Regions from separate parts of the Homo sapiens genome. Here region 1 is linked to region 2. Evidence: read pairs that join two places in POLR2A ChIA-PET (ENCODE). Cell type or tissue: MCF 10A. All regions are shown on one strand.

Region 1 (8,000 bases), 110 kb after region 2:
GTAGAGTGGCATCTAAAATTTGAGACAAGGAGGAGGGGCTAGAGTTGCCATTAAAAAGATATTGCTTAAAGTGGAATCTTGAAGAACATGAATGAATCATTCATGATTTCTTCCATTCATTCATTTATTGCTACTCTGCCAAAATGATGCAAAAACAAAGCCATTCCTGTGCTCAAGTAATTAAAAATCTATTTGAGAAATAACTTGTAGCAAACTGGAGTACAGAGTGATTGTTGTTAGGATAAAACTATACGTGTGTGTTTAGCACAATGAGGGAAGTTGTAGTGGGCTAGCAGAAGGATGTACTCAGATTAGGGAGAGCAATATCAGATAAGAGGAAAAGTATTTGAGAAGTGGAAGGATAAGAAATTTGACTGGAGTATATGCTATATCAGGTAGGGAGCCATGGAATATGAAGCTGCAAAATGGAATAAAGAGACTGAGAAGGGCCCACTATGCTAAAGACTTTGAGCTTCATCTCTTAGGTTGTGTGCAAGCACTGAATGATTTGTGGACAAGCACTGGACAATTTTTTGTGTGTGCTCCTCTACATCCATTCTGCAACATTTTCCACTCAGTCTGTTCCCCAGCAACTGAATCTTTCCACTTGCATTCATAGTCTCTCTTGCTCTCTGGCTTTGGCCAAAGAGAAGCACCTTTAGAAAGTCAGAGCACAGGAGAAAAGTGAAACTGGAATGGTAGATGTTGTTGGTAACCACCACGTCATCTTCTTTGTTAGGAGGGTAACCCATCTCCCAGGTGCTACAGGTATTGGTTACTAGCAAATTGCATTGTTAGCAGCAATGAGGAAAGCCCTTGGCTAGTGAGAGCCATGTGACTTAGAGATGCCTGGGAAGGTATGCAGCTTTCCTCTTCACCAGTGGCTGGTAAGCGGTGGTTGACCTATGCAATGGTGGAACAGCCTTGCCCCCTTGCATCTAGGCAGTAGAATCTCTGGAAACAATTTGTACTCCAGAGCTCGTTGTGGGTTCAGTCTAAAGATGAATTCTTTTATTTTTCTTTTCTTTTCTTTTTATTCTTTTCTTTCCTTTTCTTTTTTCTTTTTTTTTTTTTTTGTTTGTTGTGTTTGTTTGCTTTTGAGATGGAGTTTTGCTCTGTTGCCCTGGCTAGAGTGCAGTGGCACGATCTTAACTCACTGCAACCTATGGCTCCCAGGTTCAAGCGATTCTCCTGCCACAGCCTCCCTAGTAGCTGAGATTACAGGCACCCGCCACCATGCCCAGCTAATTTTTGTATTTTTAGTAGGGACGGAGTTTCACCACGTTGGCCAGGCTGGTCTCGAACTCTTGACCTCAGGTGATCCTCTCGCCTCTGCCTCCCAAAGTGCTAGGATTACAGATGTGAGCCACTGCACCTGGCCCTGAGGATGAATTCTTCTGAAATCACATCTTCATCTAGCTTCTTCCTTTGTACTCTTCTGCTACTCTTGCCTCTTTAAAGGTTTATCCTGGCTGGGTGCAGTGGCTCACGCCTGTAATCCCAGCACTTTGAGAGGCCGAAACGGGTGGATCATGAGGTCAGGAGATCAAGACCATCCTGGCCAACATGGTGAAACCCTGTCTCTACTAAAATACAAAAAACATTTGGGCGTGGTGGTGCATGCCTGTAGCCCCAGCTACTGGGGAGGCTGAGGCAGGGGAATCACTTGAACCCAGGAGGCGGAGCTTGCAGTGAGCCGAGATCGTGCCACTGCACTCCAGCCTGGTGACAGAGCAAGACTCCATCAAAAAAAAAAAAAAAAAAAAAAAGGTTTATCCTAAGGGCATGCCCTGAATAAATGACTTGCATAAAATTATCTGTCTCAGACACTGATTCTAGAGAACACAGCTTCTAGGGAGCTCAATATAAATGACAGTTATTGCTAGAAATTGTCCCATAAAGCAGACTCTAAAGATTTAATTCTGGAGTTGAATCAGACCCCAGCTTGGTAGTAAGGATGACCCCAAACCTAGTGGTAAGTAGAGTATTTATAGTTTCTTGAATGTTCTAACAGTACAATTGCTAAAGTGTTGGAGATGCCGTAGCTTTTACAGTGTCTTTGGCATTTGAGAGAAGTAGGGGAAATAATAAGATTATGGAACGTGGAATTTGGTGTTAGTTGTTGTGTGCCTTTTGGTTACTCAGGAGAAAAAAAAATGACTAATCATTAATTTAAAACTAAGTGCAAAAGTCAGAGGTTATTTCTGGAAGTCTTTAAAGAGACTTTTCTCACTTGCAGCTTGGGAGCATGTTGAGCCGGTGAACCATAGGCCTTAGTTGTGACAAGAGCAAAACTTCAGAAAAGCCTAAATTCATGCCTAGGTAAGACTCTGGATGCCATAATAAGGCAGATGTGCTTCAGAGAGTGGGAGTTAAGCCATGCAGATTCAGTGGCTTGCCACATATACGATGCTTTTAGGGATCCAGTGGTCTGGTGCATACTCGAACATCCCTTCCAAGGTAAAGGGCAAAGTTATGGCATCTTTTGTATACTACCATTAAAAAAGAAGTAAAACACAGCACATACAACACTTGGGAATACTACAATGAATGATTTAGCAAGTGCTGTGGAAAGTTCCCCGTTTTCAGTGAGGCCCTGAGCAAGAAAGGGCATGTTCAGGCCATATAGCACAAGCTGTCCTACCACATGGCTTATGTGGCCCAACAGATCCTATAGTTGCATAAAAGTTATCTCTAGGAGATAAAGGTTTTGTGTGGAGTCTCTGACAAGCCCCAACAGAAGGGTTTCATAACAGGCTGCTGAGATTGTGGAGCAAGGCCATGCCATCTGCAGCAGAGCATGTGATTTAAAATGCAGTTGCATCAAGACATGAGACAAAAGCTGTTCGCCAAGAACTGGACGCTGGCAGTCCAAGTAATAAACTACAGCAGCCCCAACAGCAATTATTTATAAAATAGAAGTGTTACAGAATGGATCACCCTTAAAATATCCAAAGGGCATATGTAAGCTGGATGAACAAATATTCCAGACTTCTTTGTCACCAGCACAGTCTCACCTGACACCACTCAATCAGCTCACACTTGTAACCTCATGGGAGAATCCTTATGAGCAGCTAATAGAGGAAGAAAACAACACAGGCTTGGTCCATGGATTGTTCATCTCAGTATGTTGGTGTGGACAATGGACTGCTGTTGTAATATAGCCCCACTTGGTAAGTCCTGGAAGACAGTATTCATGGGAAAATACAAACAGGAGGCAGGATTTGGGTTAGTGTTACTTGTAATCCAATTTTGTTGAGTGACAAATGGCTTAAAAGAACGCTATACACATGGTCATTGGTGGATAGCTTGGCCTGAACAAAGCAATGTTTTCATATTAGTGACAAGAAGATCCAAGAAAGAAGCATGTGGATGAACATATGGAAATGGGCAGAAACTAAGAAGAACTCACCATTACGTGTTAACCCTCATCAAGTTAGAGACACAAAGCAACCAAGTGTGGAGAATGGCCCAATAGATAAGAAGAAACTTAGCTAGCTGAAAGGTCTCACGAATGTAGTAGTCATGGCAGCATAGATGGAGACAATATGTGGACGATAAGAATGCGTTCTCCTCTCACCAAAGCTCATATACCCGATGCCATATCCAACCTATCAACCAACACATTTCTGTGCTGAGCTCCTTATATGATAATATTCTTTGACAAAACCAGCCAGACATTTTGGTGGCAAGCTGATAAAACTGGACTGCTCTCATCCTGACAAAAGCAACAATTAATCCTGAGTAGTAGTGACACACATTCCTAGGATGTGTTTGCCTTTTCTACCAGTAGTATTTCTGTCAGCATTATACAGAAAGGCTCACAGAGAGAGATATTGGATAGCATCTCATACAATATCACTTCAGATCAAGAGAACCCCTTTATGGCAAAGGAAGCCTGGTAGTGGGAACATGGCAAAGATATCCCCTGATCCTATGATACATTGAATCAATTAGTGGCAGCTGACCCTATAGAGCATAGGAAAGCCCCTTTTAATGTATAGCTGTAGTACCATCTTGAAGATGATGCCTGTAGATGGAGACACTATACTTCAGAAAGATGTACATTCATCCTAAACCAACAGCCATTACATGGTGCCAGGGTGCCCAGTAGGTAGAGTACATGAGTTCAGTAACCAAAAGACGGAGGAAATAGTAGCCCTACTTCACCGCCACTCCAAGAATTGACTAGGAGATGTTGTATTGCCTGTCTACTCAATTTTAGAGCCTGTGGATCCAGAGGTCCCAGAGAAGATATGCTTTCACTCAGGGACACAAGAGTCTCATAGAACTTAAAGATACAGCTGATACATGATCACTTCTAGTTCTTCAAGTGGACCAACAAGCAAGAAAAGGAATTATTATACTGCCAAGATTGTGTACACTAGGATATTTGAATGTGTAGTGGCGTATTTTAGCCTGATTACCTAAGGAAAAGGGCTGCTGTTACTTAATAGGGGCATGGAGAAATACTTTTCATACCTACGTGAACTGCAGGTTATCTCTTGGTACCCTCATGCCCAAGTTTAATTATAAATTGACAAGTACAGCAATTATTGCCTGGCAAGTGCGTGGTAACTAGGGAATCAAGGCTCTCAGGGATGAGTGTCTGAGACATCCCACCAGACAAGCCACCTAGATGAACTGAAGTCCTAGCTGAGTGTAAAAGGAATCTATAATTGTAGCTGACAGGGATAATGTGTATTATTGACAGCCTTGAGATCAATTGCAGCAAAGAAGGCTGTAATTCATCCTACAAATGCTCCTCTTACAAGTTTTCCTAGAAATTGAGACCAACTCAAATTCTGAAGAAGCTAAGACCAGATAGGAAGAACTTATTGTGAGAAGTGAATGGATTTGAGAAGTGTGAGTGGCAGACTTGGAAGTGGCTCTTGGCACTTCTCCAGATCTCCTTGACTGGGCTGGTACACTCATACCCCTGCAGGTCTTGGCTGATAACTGCTCAAGTTAGCACATTTCACTGTAGGGTTGTCCTCAGCTGATTGAAGCTACCTCACCCAGAAATGCCTGAGAAGTTACACTGTTCTCTCTCCAAAGACTGACAAGTGCAGGGATAAGACAGTGCAGCTCTCTTTTCTCTGGCCAAGAAAATTATCTGATTATAATCTATGTTCTAGAGAGCTAACTAGGGGATTAGATTGAGACTAAACTTCTGAAATCATATTATTGCCTAACTCTACCCATCCTTCATCTTTTCCTGCTCTTCTTGCTTCCTTAAAGACTTCTAAGTGTATTCCTTCTAGAAATCACCTGCACAAGACTCTCTGTCTAATACTCTGCTTCTAGGCTTCTGGGCCTAACTCAATTACATGTGGCAATGGCTGGGTTTCTCTATGGAGAACCACAGTCTCACCTAGTGGTCATTTCCTGTGTATACATTATTCTTCATTTGTGTGTGACATTGGTTTCCTGTCACAATCCTGACTAATGAAGCAGAAGCAAGCAGGGAGTGATGTGATTAGATTCACATTTAGAAAGCTCAATCTGGCAGCAGTGTTGAGGAGACAATGTATGAGAGGCAAGTCTAGTTGCAAAAATATAATTTCATAGATTATGGTAATAGTCTAGAAAATAATTGAAAAGGGCTAGAAGTTTAATGATCATTGGAAATAGCATACATTAGGTAAACTTGTAAGATAGGTCAGCAGTAAAATTGATTTAAGGATTAATATGTCCTAACCTCCTGCAAGAATTGAAACCACATATACTGCCTTAAAAACTCATTAAACAATTATTGTTTTACCACATATGTAAAAAAAATTACTACTACTCCTGCGGAGCTTGTAGTCTTAATAGTGAATAATGACTATCTTGGTAGTTGTTATAAAAGTCAAAAAATAAATATTATACTAGAATTATAAGCAAAAGGGTGTGAAATCAAGAAAAACTATAGGACAATATTTCCAATGAACACTGACACAAAAGTCAGCAGTTAAATATTAGCAAATCAAATTCAACAGCATATCAGAAAGATTATACATCATAATCAAGTGAGATTTATCCCTGGAATAAAAGGTTGGTTTAATATAAACAAATCAGTTGGTGATATATCATATTAACAGACATAAAGTCAAAAAGCCACATGATCATATCTATTGACAAAGAAAAAGTATTTGACAAAGTTTAACATCCTTTCTTGATAAAAACTTCTAACACTTTAGGTATAGAAGGAAAGTTCCTCAATGTAATAAGGGCTATTTATGGAAAACCCACAGCTAACATAAACAATGGGAAGAAACTGACAGCATTTCCTCTGAGATCTGGTATAAGACAAGGATGCCTACTGTATTAGTCCATTTTCATCCTGCTGATGAAAACATACCTGAGACTGGGCAATTTACAAAAGAAAGAGGTTTATTAGACTTACAGTTCCATGCAGCGGGGAGGCCTCACAATCACAGTCATGGCAGAGATGAAAGGAATGTCTCACGTGGTGGCAGACAAGAGCTTGTGCAGGGGAACTCCCATTTTTAAAACCATCAAATCTCATGAGTCTTACTCACTAACATGAGAGGGTAGCACAGGAAAGACCTCCCACCCATGATTCAATTACCTGCTACCAGGTCCATCCCACAACACGTGGGAATCGTGGGAGTTACAAATCAAGATGAGATTTGGGTGGGGACACAACCAAACCATATCATTCTGCCCCTAGCGACTCCTAATCTTGTTCTAACATTTCAAAACCAATCATGCCTTCCCAACAGTCCCCCAACATCTTAACTCATTTCAGCATTAACTCAAAAGTCCAAAATCTCATCTGAGACAAGGCAAGCCCCTTCTGTCTATGAGCCTGTGTAAAATCAAAATCAAGTTAGTTACTTCCTAGATACAATGGGGGTACAGGAATTGGGTAAATATAGCCATTCCAAATGGGAGAAATTGGCCAAAACAAAGGGGTTACAGGCCCCATGCAAGTCGGAAATCCAGCAGGGCAGTCAAATCTTAAAGCTCCAAAATGATTTCCTTTGACTCCAGGTCTCACGACCAGGTCATGCTGATGCAAGAGGTGGGTTCCCATGGTCTTGGGCAGCTCTGCCCTTGTGGCTTTGCAGGGTAGAGCTTTTCCTCCAGCTGCTTTCATGGGCTGGCATGACATTGAGTGTCTGCAGCTTTTCCAGGTACACAGTGCAAGCCGTCAGTGGATCTACCATTATGGGGTCTAGAGGATGATGGCCCTCTTTTCACAGTTCGACTAGGTGGTGCCCCAGTAGGGACTCTATGTGGGGGCTCCAACCCCACATTTCTCTTCCACACTGCCCTAGCAGAGGTTCTCTATAAGGACCCCACCCCTGTAGCAAACTTCTGCCTGGATATCAAGGTGTTTCCATACATCCTCTGAAATCTAGGCAGAGGCTCCCAAATCCCAAGTCTTGACTTCTGTGCACTTGCAGGCTCAACACCAGGTGGAAGCTGCCAAGGTTTGGGAATTGCACCCTCTGAAGTCATGGCCTGAGCTCTATGTTGGCCCCTTTCAGCCATGGCTGGAGCAGCTGGGATGCAGGGTACCAAGTCCCTAGGCTGCACACAGCAGAGGAACCCTGGGCCTGGCCCACTAAACAATTTTTTTCCTCCTAGGCCTCCAGGTCTGTGATGGGAGGGGCTGCCACAAAGGTCTCTCACATGCCCTGGAGATATTTTTTTCCATTGACTTGGTGATTAATATTCGGCTTCTCATTAGTTATGCAAATTTCTATAGCCGGCTTGGATTTCTCCCCGCAGAATGAGATTTTCTTTTCTATTGCATTGTCAGGCTGCAGATTTTCTGAACTTTGATGCTCTGTTTCCCTTTTAAAACTGAATGCATTTAACAGCACTCAAGTCACCTCTTGAATGCTTTGCTGCTTAAAAATTTCTTTCACCGGATACCCCAAATCATCTCTCTCAAGTTCAAAGATCCACAAATCTCTAGGGCAGGGACAAAATGCTGCCAGTCTCTTTGCTAAAACATAACAAGAGTCACCTTTGCTCCAGTTCCC
Region 2 (8,000 bases):
TATGCAAGTGGCGTTTCATGGAACTTCTTCAATATGTAAGTGAAATATCTGAGGTCTGGAGAAGACAATTACCCAGGATCACACAAGAAGTTAGTTATAGGGCAATGACTAGAACTTGAGGCTTTGCTTCATAATTGAGTGACTTTTTAAAAATTCAGCTTCTCCCTTCTCCTTAAAAAAGAAATATTTTGTTACATACAGGTAATGCTGTACACTTTCAACATTATTCAAACCTTTATTTATATATTATTTGTTGTTTTCAATTTGATTCAGAAAAAATTTGTCTGGAAGATGTTTCATTTCATTTGAAAGAGTGCATAAATAGATCCAAATGATTAAAACCAGTTTAAAAAAATTAGTTCATGTAAGTAAAATATTTTTGAAAGAAAAAAGGTGAGGCTTTGACAGAGAGACAATGCTGTTTAATGATAAGAGGAGAGCAAAGTATCACAGGGACTCAGATAAATCCTGGTCCTCTCCAATCCACAGAAAGACTTTAAACAATGTACTTAGATTCTTGGGGTCTTGGTTTCTATAACACTGGGACAAGAATAAACTTCTTGTCAGATGTAGATCAATATTACCAATATGTATATCAATATTACCAATATGTATATCAATATTACCAATACAATCAAAATTACCAATACAGCTGCTGACACTCCATAGTTATTCAACATGTGACAGCTATTGTTATGTGTGTGATGGTGGCTCATTTATAGTAAGAGAGAGGAGAGAAAAGCTATGGAATGGTCTCAAGACCAAGAATGGGAAGCATCTGATGTGGTACCCACAGAAAGTGGGTAAGTAGGAAGGGATGGGTGAGTTTGGGTTTTTAGAATCACTTCCAGAGGAGGTGGTAGGCATGTATGTTCTCCTTATATTGGGATTCTCAGTCTGAGAAATGAATCATTTTTATTCTTTCGGGGTATTAACTTAAGATTTCTGAGGAATATTGAGAATTTAAAAGGAAAATTCTTAGGCCAAAACCTAAATCCTAGTATCTGACTTTCATGCACCTAGTGTTGACAGCTTGTAGTGAACATTTTCAGCATCTGGATTATATCTTATTGCAGCATATTCTAGAACTTTTATCTTTTCCACATTGAGAAAATCAGTTTTTAATAGTATTGTTTCATGTGTCTATATTTCTTTGTATAGCAGAACATAGAAATGCAAATTGCTTTTGAGGGGAGAAAATACATTTATGACTGATGCTACAAGCAGACTCCTCTCATTTAATGTACATTATTTTTAAAATAAATACAAATACCTTCTTTACACAGATACAGCTCTTATGAGTTTGCAAAATAATTTCACGCATATTTCATTCACTTTTCATAACAGTACTGTGATGTAGGTACTACTATTCTCATTTTCTAGATGAGGCAACAAAAGCTCAGAGTTTAAGTGGTTTGGGTAACATGGCTAACAAGTAGTTGATCCAGATCATCTGACTCCAAATGAAATGTACTTTTTACTCTGCATCTTTTTTTTTCTCATTTCAATCATTCAATGTAAAATGAAACTGAAACATGTTTGCTCCTGTCCACAAGGAATTCCCAATTTCATAGGTCATGAAACACACACACACACACAGTCGAGTGAAACATGAACAGGGAACTAGATTGAGATCACTATGAGTGGAAGTGGTCAGGGACATATTGTAGAGTACGGAAGAAGAAAGGTAAGAATATTTTTAGAGAGTAGAAAATCAGCCACCCATTTTGGATGATTGTAATAATCAAGTTGCGCTCCACCTCCAGGCTCTAACTCTCATCTGTAAACATGCCAAAGGGAATAGGACATTGAATTCTTGGCTGGAAATGAAACAAACAAATGAATCATCTAAAAATTCAAGGTTAGAGTAGGTTTTCATCTGATGAGAATGAGAGATATCTACATTAATGGGCTCCCTGCTGATGCAGTATCCCACAGTAACTGAATCTGGGATATCTGCCACCTTTTACCTTCTTCTACTGGCAGCCTCACTCATAACCAGAGTTTGAGAAACCAAACCATAACTTTTTCTGAGCCACTATGGAAATCATGGTGAAGGAGGAGACAAAGAAAAGGGCAGTGGATTAGAATTCAGAACTGGATTTTGTCTTTGTGTTGTGGCAACTGGATGAGTATAACTTTGAGCAACTCACTTCATCTCCCCACATTCCAGTTTCATCACCTGTGAAATGGGGCTAATGACACCTGCCTAGCCTACCTTTTTCTTAAAGAATGAATGAAGAGCCATATGTGAAAATGCCCTGAAAATCATAAAATATATAAAACATTACACAGATGTACAAATATACCTGATACATTTTTCATGATATATGATTTCCAAGGGATTCTTCTTATAAAACCCCTTCCATTCTCGCTTGCAATTCAGCAAGCACTCCTTTAAAAATATCTTTGCCTCAGCATAATTCCCAAATTTCTGATATACACAGAGATAATTGTGAAAGTATTGTATGCAAAAACTGTTGAAAAAGAGTCACTTTCTTCAAAGCCTACTCTTCTACGAAATTGTTGGTTGTTGTTTTTAGTAGGGCTCACTATGCTAGGTGAGCATGAGCATTCTTACCAGATATATGGTTTAATGTGGAGGGTTAGGGTAGAAGTCAGTGAAGGAGGGGGAAAATTAAAACATAAAGGCTAAAGAATATTGTTTCCTGAAAACCTGTTAAAATAAGCAAATAATAACCAATTCTGTGTGACATTTTACTCTCTACCACCATGCTATTCAAAACGTGCTTTGTGCATGGGCCACCATTGGGAGCTTGTTAGAAGTTCACATTACCGGGCCCTACTCCAGACCAACCAAATTACAATCTGTATTTTAACATGATCTTCATGTAATTTGTATGCCTAGCCTGTTCAAGTTTGAGATTCGCTGGCCTATGAGGTACATCCAGCTACATAACGCCACCTACTTCTTAAGACTATTTTATTAAAAACAATATTGTTAATACCTTGCCCTCCACATGGCCATGTGTGGTAGCTGAGGGATTTAAAAGTAGACTTTCTGCCGGGTGTGGTGGCTTACATCTATAATCCCAGCACCTTGGGAGGGCAAAGTGGGCAGATACATGAGGTCAGGAGTTCGAGACCAGCTCGGCCAATATGGTGAAACCCCATCTCTACTAAAAATACAAAAATTATTTGGGTGTGGTGGCACGTGTCTGTAATCTCAGCTACTCAGGAGGCTAAGGCACGAGAATCACTTGAACCTAGGAGGCAGAGGTTGCAGTGAGCTGAGTGAGATTGCACCACTGCACTCCAGCCTGGGTGACAGAGCAAGTCACTGTCTCAAAAAAAAAAAAAAAAAAAAAAAAGACACTTTCTGACTCTAAAGCCTATGTTTTTCCCACTACAGATGTCTTCTGTTCCATTCATCTCTCTTGGATATTACATTATGAGGACCTACCTTGAAACCAGATGTGACCTCCAGTAATCCCTTCTGACTTTAAGATCCACTAATTTATTTAAAATACCCTACTTATATAACCCTATCTCATGACTCAGTAAAAAATTACAGAAGCAGAGGAAGAAGTGCTTCCTTTTGTGGGACATTCAGACGCTTTGGGTTTGTGCCAAGATGTCAGGGGAAGTTCCCATTTCACATTCTTCTTCTTTTGCTTGGATAATTGAGGATCTCAAATGATGTCAGACTTTCTGAGGTCTTTCTGTGAATTCATTCTTGGCTGATCTCATCATCAGAATGCCACTATTATAAGGTACCGCCCCTGGAATTGCTCAAACTCAGCAGCTGACTAGACTTCTTCAGGATGCCTCAAGGCATCCACTTGAAGGGCCACTTGGAGCAAAGAGTCTATTTCTGTTCTTAGGTGAAGGCCTGATTCAGTTGCTTACTACAAGTGCTTGAAATTTGCTACTGGATGTCCTTCATCTTTCTCTTTCTTAACAGATTCCCAACTTATCACAGAAAATATGTTTGTGATAGCAGTAAACAGACAGTGGTTGACAAAACTGTATCATCAGTGATTTCTTACAGCAGAGAACTATGGGATTAACCACACCTCACTTAGTGTAAAATACACACTGTATATGGGCAGAAAAAAGAATCATACGAACCAAAAAATGAAACATCCAGGGGATAATAAAAATACTATGATTATATCCTGAAGCTTCCTGGCTTACCAGATGTGCCAACCTTAGTTTTATTTAGTGATGAGGTACATATCATGTCCCTTAAAATCCTCATGAGTTAGCTCAATTGGCTTTCCAGATGGAGACCAATGGTCCCAAAATATCTCACCTCCTTCCTCTCCATCCCTAGGATGTAGCACAGAAGACACCCACAAATTCAAGAGAGCTTTAAGGTAAAATACCTGTGGAAACCCTCAATGAGTAGATAGACTCAGAGTCACTCACAAAATGAGAACAAGTCCCCAGATGATTGTCTCTGTTTAGTGCATTACAGTGAGAAACGTGATTTTATTCCCCACTAAGTCTTTCTAGCCATCCCTGGAGCCCCAGCCACCTTATAAAATGCATTTAACTGTTGCACTGTCATTCTTCCTATCTACAGATGCCCACAGATCTTTGCTTATGGGATTCTTTCAGCCTGAATGTTCTTCACAAACTCTGCCTTTCTAAATCCCAGGAACATTTCAATGCAATTCTTCTCTGAAGCCTTCCTTGGTTACTAATATTAAATCTAACACCAAATTCACAGCTTATGTGTTTCCTAGAGCACTTGGATGTTCTGCCTGTTTTAGAGTTTTTTTGTCATTGTTAGTCTGTCTTGCTCGCCACATATCAATCTGTTTTACTAGATTGTTTTACTTGTTTGTATGATTTTACAAGCTCCTATAATACCAATCTATCACACATTCTAAAACAGATGGGTGCAATAATAAATCGCCATTTGACTGGGGAACGTTTCTCTTAAAGTTAAGAAAAAAATATCAGGCCTTGCTCCTCCAAAAATGTCAGGTGGATCACCTGAGGTCAGGAGTTCGAGACCACTCCTCCACTGTGGAGTAGACAACCCATGGTTATAACCCTCAAACCCTGTGGTCCTTTGAGGTTGCCACTGTATCCAGGGGGTGTAACCAAAGCAGTAGGATTTGCTCTCTGGCCTCCATGAAAAAGAGTTCTTTACTTCAAAAGTAGTTCCACCCTTCCTCATTTCACAAAACCTAATGCTTTGCTATAATACAACATGATATAGTAGTAGACTCCAAGAAGTTTTCTTTATCTTTTAGAAATTAATATGTGTGACACAAGTTATAAAAAATTAAAAGAATGGGTAGTTTTATAAATCTCATTTTATCTACAAGTCTATATTTTAAGTTTTTCTCTATGTTGCTATGCAGAAAAAAAGAATTCAAACAATTCTGACAAAAACTAGTAATTATTTCATAACTGAGGCTGTTACAAGAAAGATGGCTTGAAAGGGCAGGTGCTAAAAAACATAAAAAGATTCTGTAAAGGGTTCTGATGGGACAGAAATGGCAAATTTAAAAGAGAGGTAAAGAAAATTGGAGAGAGGAGCTTCTAATGACAAAATATTGTAGTGAGACTAAAGACAAGACTACTTTGAAGACTACAGAATCAAATATAATACTTCACAAAATAAAAGGGCTTTTGCAATAGTCATATTCAAAGGCTCTCTAAAGACCTAATTAAATTTGGGAGACGAAGGCAGGCCGATCACTTGAGGTCAGGAGTTTGAGACCAGCCTGTCCAACATGATGAAACCCTGTATATATTAAAAATAAAAATAAAAAAATTAGTTGGGCGTGGTGGCGCATGCTTTTAATCCCAGCTACCAGATGGCTGAGACACGAGATTTGCTTGAACCCAGGAGGCAGAGGTTGAAGTGAGCCGAGATGGCACCATTGCTCTCCAGCCCCAACTAATTCTAATGTGATGATGATCCCTGCTTGAGGTGCATATTGTAAAGTTAAGAGGAAATGGATATGTTCTCTTTGGTTTCCTCTTTATTCCGTCAATAAATATATTAAGACAAGCCAGACTTGTGAAAATCTAGACTTCATATATTTGTCTCCAGAGGGAAAGATAGGAGGAAGAAATTTTTAGTAATTAAACACATGAGTAGAAACTAGAAGAATGCAAATTATGAGTTGATATAAAGAACACTTTCTAGCTTTCTTTAATTTAGAACATTTTACAGCCTTTTTTGGCAATTGACATTTTTGAGGTAATTGTCTGCTGCATCTTTTTTGTTTGTTTTAATAGAATGTTACTCATTTTGTGTTTGTCATCTTTCCTCATGATTAGATTCAGGCTATAGATTCTCAGCGAGAATGCAGCATATGTGATACCGTGTTTTTCTTCACACATACGGAGGCACATTATGTCCAACTTTCTGTCATAGGTGATATTAAAGTTGGTCTTATGGTAATGATGCTGTTGATTTCTCCACTGTATAATTACTGTTTATGTTTTCTCCCTTGTAACTAATCAGCAATCTGTAGGGAGACACTTTAAGACTATGCAAATACCCTGTTTCTTGTCAAAATTTTCCCCTAGATTTAGCATTCATTCAGGATTCTTGCCTGAGCTAATCTTTACCATGATGGCTGTAAAATCTTCTTTCATATAATGCTCATTATGCAGAATGTGGAATATATAGAAACATAAAATGCATAAAGGAAAAATCTAAAAGAAAGCTCTCCACCTATTAAATAAATAAATGTATGTGAAGCAATTTTCATGTATTGTTTTTCTGTCTTCTCAGGAATGTGTACGTAAACAGAATCATGTATTTTGTGATGTGAATGTGTGACTCCAGCACTTGCCGTACATTTACCAGTTCGCCTTTGTTATTCCATTGTAAGCAAGGAATCCACCCCTTGTTAATCAATTAATTAATCTATTTTTAACACGGAATCTTAAATATTAATTTTAAAGATTTATAATTTATTATTGTTCTTATTTATTTTGGTGCTCAAAATTGTTGTATGTCTGGCCATTGGGAGCTCCTTCAGTTTGGTTCCTGTGTACCTATAACATGCAAGATCTTTCTTCCTTTCTTTTTGCCTCTCTCCCCTCTCTTTTTCTTTGTTTCTTTTTCTTTATTTTTTTCTCTTTTCTCTCTCTTCTTTCTTCCTTTCTAGAACTTTCATAATTATGATACAATAAGATGTTCCAGACTCATCTCTCACACTGATACTGTCCTAGCCCTGAAATCAGCCATGTCTCTTAGTAGCTCTGGTTTAATTTAGTGGGAAATTGTATTAATAATCAAGTTCTGAGCACTAAGTATGTTCAATGCTGTGGAGTAGGATCCACTATGGCCAGTGCTGTCTTATGCAGGGCTTAATGTGGAGTGAAAACCAAAAGAAGGTTCCCCAAGGTCAGAGGGAGGATAACATCACTTGATATAAGCTACTTGTTAGGAGACAGAATTTTCAGAGTGAAAATGAGGCTATTCTGGCAGATATAACTTATACAAATTGATGTGATCAGCCCTGTGTATAACTGAGTGTCTCAAAGTTTTAGCAATGTTTCAAACTCCAATCTAGGTGATCTATGTGCTATTGTAGAGAGGCAGTGTGAAAACATGATTGTAATTTTAGTAAGCAGAAACCTAAGTGATTGCTTGTCATGTTTACAGAAACTGTGAATTGAAGAGTATGGCAGTATTACCTAGATCAGCAGTCTCCAACTTCTTTTATTGTACATCCTAGAAGTAAAAATATTTAAATATGCTTCTGTGGTACAATACTAAGATTCATCAAAAGAGGCCACAATCACTATTATTAAATAGAACGAAACTTTGTAAAGTACCAGGTCAAGAATTAATTGCCTTTAACATACATGTATTTCCCAATCACTGAAAGAAAAAGTATATGGAATATTTTCATTTTATATATGCTTAGTATTTAATTTCTTCTATTAAATAAAATTTATAGGGGGCCATTGATTTGAACTGAGCTGCTGCACCAGGCCAACAGACCAAAATGGAGTCACTCATGCTGAAGTTCCACATCACCAAACTGAAACTAAGT

Evidence for each region. Peaks named below come from ENCODE experiments on the same cell type or tissue, not always from the same donor. Only the 100,000 strongest peaks of a DNase experiment are listed, where the experiment ranks them.
Region 1: POLR2A ChIA-PET joins it to region 2 with 10 read pairs; 9 of 35 experiments call an interaction of 5 or more read pairs at or near these places.

The regions. Positions count from the first base shown.
Region 1 is chr3:190,333,963-190,341,962 of GRCh38, forward strand. It overlaps a transcript of CLDN16 not described here. Among named protein-coding and RNA genes, the nearest start is that of CLDN1, 16 kb to the left of the region's middle. In MCF 10A, a CTCF peak has its summit at 5,411; a DNase peak (open chromatin) is centred at 4,919.
Region 2 is chr3:190,228,437-190,236,436 of GRCh38, forward strand. No RefSeq gene overlaps it. Among named protein-coding and RNA genes, the nearest start is that of CLDN1, 90 kb to the right of the region's middle. RefSeq lists an enhancer at 3,035-4,234. In MCF 10A, no CTCF peak of the experiment used is centred here; DNase peaks (open chromatin) are centred at 1,845 and 3,735.